Linked DNA regions of Homo sapiens: region 1 is linked to region 2. Evidence: read pairs that join two places in POLR2A ChIA-PET (ENCODE). Cell type or tissue: endothelial cell of umbilical vein. All regions are shown on one strand. Links, peaks and the distances in the headings refer to the core of each region. The heading gives the core; the rest is flanking DNA.

Region 1 (3,021 bases), core at 235-2,734, 110 kb before region 2:
AGGATCACTCAACCTCAGGAGTTCAAGACCAGCCTGGCCAACATGGTGAAACCCCATCTCTACTAAAAATACAAAAATTAGCGGGGTGTGGTGGTGGGAGCCTGTAATCCCAGGCACTTGGGAGGCTGAGACAGGAGAGTCACTTGAACCCAGGAAGTGGAGGTTGCAGTGAGCCGAGATTGTGCCACTGCACTCCAGCCTGGGAGAGAGTGAGACTCCATCTCAAAAAAAAAAGAAAGAAAACAAAAGAAAAAAGAAAAAGAAAAGAAAACATCAAAAAGGTATATTCTAATTATCACATTAAATTTGGAAGAAGCTCATAAGGAAAAATAACACCTTAGACTAGTGGCTTTCAACTTAGAACGACAAAATTATTTTTTTCATTTCGAAGAAAAAAATTATATGAGAGCCCCATTGTATAAAATAAACAAATGCAGTTGTTCTGGTTTTGCCCAAGGGTAAGGAACATAAGCCCTCACTCTTTCTTCTTCTTCTTTGACCTCCATAGCTGCCTCTAAGGCATCACAGGGAACTCTAGGGTTCAAAAGAACCATTTTGAAAACACTTCCTTCTATTATACCTTGAATTTTGTTTCCTTTAAAAGTTAACACCTCATCTTTCAAAATAGAGTTTGATTGATTGCAGCATAATTTAGTGCCCATCTAGGAAACAATTATCACCCAATAATCTTATTGGCCATTTCCTAGATGGTCAATATATTGATAAATCTATCAATGTTATCGAAGCAGGTTCCTATTTAAGCTCAGGCGAAACACATGCTTCTTAGAGGGTCCTTGCAGGGAGGTGGCCCCTTCACCTGGTAGCAGAGAGTACAAACCTCAGCTTTCATTTTCCCATTTCTAGAAATGAATACTCCTCACCAAATGTTGAATATATGACTCCAACATGATGAAGGGGATAACAAATATTAGGTACTTTCTATTGGCAAAATCTGTGACCTGCCAGAAAGAGGCAGAAATTCTCCTGTGCCTCCCTACACTTCTCTCTTGCTCACTGTGATAGACTGAATGTGTGTGTCCCCCTAAAATTCCCATGTTGAAATCCTACACTGCAATGCAAGGGTATTAGGAAGTGGGGCCTTAGGAAAGTGATCAGGTCATGAGGGTGGAGCCCTCATGAATGGGATTAGTGCCCTTATGAAGGAGGCATTAGAGAGCTCTCTGGCTTCTCTTTCTGCCATTCTAGGATACAAGGAGAAGCTGGCAGTCTACAGCCTGGAAAAGGGTCTTCACCAGAGCCTGACCATGCTGACACCCTGATCCTGGACTTCTAGCCTCCAAAACTCTGAGAAATCAAAGTGTTGTTTAAGCTGCCCCATCTATGGTAATTTGTTACAGCAGCCCAAACTAAGAAACTCACCCAGAGGTGAAGGCTTCGCAGAACCAAAGGTCAAAAGACCCATCTTCTCCAAGAGTTCGGGTAGGGAGTCCCATCCAGGCCTTAGACATCTCCCTTCCTTCAGTGTCTCTCAGGGAGTCTCCTCTCAGCTACTGTCTCCCTGCAGCCTCCTGGAAGCCCTTATCTGTGCATGCAGCTCCATGAGCCACTCTATCAAAACTGCCCTGGCCCGTGCACCAGGTCTAAGTATCTGGGATAATGGCATCCTAAGCAATTTCCTACAAGGTATTAATGCAGGTGCTTATTGATACCTTTATGTGCTACCTGTTCAAGGGATGTTTTTATTATCACAAAGGGCTTTGGTGACATAGACTGTAATGGTGGAATTTCAGACACAATGGTAAGCCACCTGGGAGGTATGTTGATGAATACTAGAAAGTGCTGGCTTCCTCAATCTCATCAGAGAGGACCAGAGATGTTAAGTGACTTTGTTTAAGTCACACAGCTATTCTGTCTACCAAAGCCTAGGGGCAGCTAAGGTTTGAGGAGGTCCATTGTAGAGGTAGAATCTAAAAAGGCAGATTTTAATTTCTCTCGCTGGCCTTCTCTAAACTCTTTCCCAGTGATGTGAGATCTCTTGAGCCAAGAACCAGAATCCTAGTGAGTAGCCCCTACTGCCCCCTCCATCCACTCTAAAGATGCCTCCATCTCCCTTTTGTTTTTATAGGACCAGGGTTGTATCTTAAGACACTCTCAACACTAGTTCCTGTAGGACCAGAAGCTTAGTTAGTTTTTAACAATGCAATAAGCACCTGCAGAACCATCACCCCAAACAACAGCCAGAATCTTGCGCATCACCTTCACCAACCCCACCATCATGCCATTTTGCTTCTCCTCCAACTTAATGAATGGTTACCCTGAATCCTGTATCTATCATTTTTTTCTTTCTATGTTACATTGTCTTGTTACGTCTATGTGTTTTCCTCGAAAGTATTCTTTTGGTTTTAACGTTTTTACCTTTGCAAAATGAGTATCAGGCTTTATGTAATTTTTTGAACATTTTTCACTTAGTTTTATACTACTAAGATTCATTTGCAACATGGTACACCTTTCTAGTTCATTTATTTAAATGGCTGTGGAAAAATCCATAATATCTTCTTGGCTATGTAATCTAACAGTTGCTGTGCTGAGGTTTATTCATGCACGCCCCCGTTCATGGACATGTGGGTTGCTTTCAGGTTTTTGCTCTTTCGAGCACTGCTGCGCCTGTCTCTGTGGATGCATGTCCAAGAGTTGCCTCTTGGGAGTTAGGGCCTCTCTGATCTACAAATCACCCATGAACTTACCCTATCTCCTCTCACCCCTGTGGAACCTACCAGCTGTCTCCAGAAACTCACCCAATCATCAGAAGTACAGATTCAGTCTCCCGGGCCAGATAATTGCACAGGCCATGGTAACAATCTGCAAGACAAAAACACTCAGAGCAGCAGCGCATGAGTAGGACCCAAACCATCTCACCACAGCCCCCAGGAAGAGCCAGCTGACAGTCTTGGTGTGGGGTGTGGCATCCTCTCTGTTTCTATCCTTGCCTCCTCTGCCTGGACAGAGCCAAAAAACCAGGCCAAATCATACATCTGTCCCCAGCCTCCTGAATTTTGGGAC
Region 2 (2,736 bases), core at 1-2,500:
GCTCATGGCAGCATCATTTGTGTTGAAAAAGAAACAAGAAAATGATGCAAATTTGCATCAGTTAGGAGTATGGATGACTTATGGTAGGTACTCATACAATGGAACACTACACAGCAATGAAAATGAACACCTCCCGGCCACATGCAGTAACACGGGTGACACAAACAAAACATTGAGCAAAGGAAGCCAGATACAAAAGACTGTCTTCTGTATGATGAGGTTCAAAGACAAGTGCAACTCATCTGTGAGATCGAGGTAACCCGAGTGGCCACCTTTAGGGCTGCTATGGTTGGGGGGAAAACCTCTGGGGGCAGGAAATGTTGGGTGTCATGATCTGAGGGGTGGCCACACACACGTGACACTGACTGAGCTGTACACTTCAGAACTCTGCTCTGTGTGTGGGGCCTACCCCATTACAAAAGCAAGCAGGTGGCCAGGAGCCGTGGCTCACGCCTGTAATCCCAACACTTTGGGAGGCCAAGGTGGGAGGATTGCTTAAGACCCCTCCTGACTGCTGGCCCCTCCTGACTGGCAGTCGGTGGGCGTCCTGGTGGGCACCTGGCAGTGTGGTGTCGGCAGCTGACCAGTTCTGTCCGGCAGTCCATCACAGGCGGCCCTGGGTCAGGGACGGGGAACCCCCAGGGTCAACCCCATCTGTCTCTGGCTCTGCCCTTCCTTGCAGGAGTGGAATTAGCCCTGCTCCACCCCTCCCCAGCCACAGGGAGAAAAATGGCAGCTGAGGGGCTGCGGCTGGTTCTAGAAAAAGGAGTTTAAGACCAGCCTGGGCAACATAGTGGGACGTCTCTACAAAAAAAAAAAAAAAATTAAAAATTAGCAGGGCGTAGGGATGAGCATCTGTAGTCCCTGCTACTCAGGAGGCTGAGGTGGGAAGATCGTTTGAGCCCGGGAGGTCAAGGCTGCAGTGAGCTATGATCGCACCACTGCACTCCAGCCTGGATGACAAGGCAAGACCCTGTCTCAAAAAAACAAAAAAAAAGTAAGCAAGTGATATTAACCGCGATTCATCCCAGATTAGGAATCTCGTGCAGCTATGAACAAGAATGACTCAGATATGTTGGAGCCGGGGCTGCCCCGCGCGGCACGGTTAGTAAACAGCTGCGGAGGAATGTGTGGTGGGGATCCTATTATTGTCAAAACAAGCGATTCCCTGCTGACACACACGCCCAGGTGTCCACACGCTTGTGTGCATTTGTGAGTGCGGAGACCGTGGAGAAAAGGTCACCTGAGATATGGGGGGCGGGGCTGCGGCTGGGATGATTCACTCTTTGTCTATCTTTGTGTTTCCACTGGCTGCTGCCAACACAAATGGCTTTTATAGTTGCCAAAAAGGGATTTCAATGAAAGAATGAAAAGTGAGAATGGGAAAGAGAGTCCAGGGGCTGAGAGCGCAGCTGGCTTTGGGGTCAGAGTGACCTGGGTTGTTCGGTCACCACCAGCTTGGAGAAGTAAGGAAGTGACTCCCCGCCACCCCCAGCCGCGTCTCCCAGGCTGGAAGACCGAGCTGCTTCATGGATGATGGAAGTCACATGTGCCAGGCCTTTTGCACAACCTGGGATCCCGCGTGGTCAGTGGCACTGTCACTATGGCGACTGTCCTCTGCCCTCCACCCCCAACCCGAATCCCTCTGAACTCCCTCTCTCCACAGCCTTGCCGCATCTGTCAAAGGGAAAGGGAGACCGAGGTGAGGAAGGGTCTTCAGAGATCAGACCCTGAGCCATCAGAGGCAGACCGAAGGCCCGGAGGCCACCCCAGGGCCAGGGAAGGAGGCCAGCCTCCCTTCCGAGGCCGGCTGGTCCATGTGTCTGGCTCCCGCCCAAAGCCAGGATGACAGATGGCCCCCACAGGAAAGGTCACTGTCTCCCGAGCAGTTGTGTGTTTGGCGAAGGCGGGCGGGCGGGGCGCCTTCCGAGGCTGGCTGGCGGATGTCTGGCGTTCGGGGGCCTGCACCTCGCCGGCAACCGGACTTTATTTTGGTTACTGAAGATGGGAAGACTGCGGTCATAAATAACTGTCCACAGCCATGTAGCCATCCTCTCCCGGCGCCCGGGCCCCAGGCCTCTTCAAGGCCAGCACGTCCCTGCCTCAGGGCTTGGGCGGGAGGTCTGGTGGCGGGGCTCGGAAGCCCAGTGGGGAGGCGGGGGAGAAGGGAGAGGGGTCTCAGGGCCTGGGTTCAGAGCAAGGTTAGCCAAATAGTGGATAAATTAAGCGAGGGAACAGACAGCTCCCCTCACTGTGAACTTTTCACCCAGCTAACCTGCTCCTCACCCACTCTCAGGTGGCGGCGGCTCCCGCCCCAGGGCTGTCACCTCTCGGGGGGGTTGTCACCTGCCTCTTCCCCCACTGCCAGCCCAGGTGAGGCTGAGGATGGAGGGCTCGGGACAGACTCCCCAGCCAAGGGCCCAGCAAGGAGCTCTCGTGACTTCACCTGGAAGCTCAGGGCTTGGCCCAGCCTGAGGTCCACACTTGGGCAGGGTGGCCAAGCTTCCTCCCTCCCTCCCTCCCTCCCTCCCTCCCTCTCCAATGCCCTCACCTTGGCCGGTCACACAACCCTGGCGAACCCCAGCATCTGCCCTTGACAGGGACAGGGGACCCTTGTCGGGGGCCAGGGTCATTCCATCTGAAGTTGGCCCTGGTGCTCTGGGGCTTCTCCCAGGCGTGACCCTCTCGCCCAACCCTTCTTCTCTTTGCTTGTTTCCAACCTGAGCCACCCCTTAC

Evidence for each region. ChIA-PET counts read pairs that join two places held together with the same protein. Peaks named below come from ENCODE experiments on the same cell type or tissue, not always from the same donor. Only the 100,000 strongest peaks of a DNase experiment are listed, where the experiment ranks them.
Region 1: POLR2A ChIA-PET joins it to region 2 with 13 read pairs; 3 of 35 experiments call an interaction of 5 or more read pairs at or near these places.

The regions. Positions count from the first base shown.
Region 1 is chr1:12,661,590-12,664,610 of GRCh38, reverse strand. It overlaps AADACL4 (arylacetamide deacetylase like 4), which reads right to left. Exons shown (of 4, transcript NM_001013630.2): 3 at 2,757-2,820. Among named protein-coding and RNA genes, the nearest start is that of AADACL4, 19 kb to the right of the region's middle. In endothelial cell of umbilical vein, for the core only: no CTCF peak of the experiment used is centred there; no DNase peak of the experiment used is centred there.
Region 2 is chr1:12,548,459-12,551,194 of GRCh38, reverse strand. No RefSeq gene overlaps it. Among named protein-coding and RNA genes, the nearest start is that of LINC02766, 24 kb to the right of the region's middle. RefSeq lists enhancers at 1,102-1,396, 2,666-2,736. In endothelial cell of umbilical vein, for the core only: no CTCF peak of the experiment used is centred there; a DNase peak (open chromatin) is centred at 1,234; H3K27ac peaks cover 1,429 bases.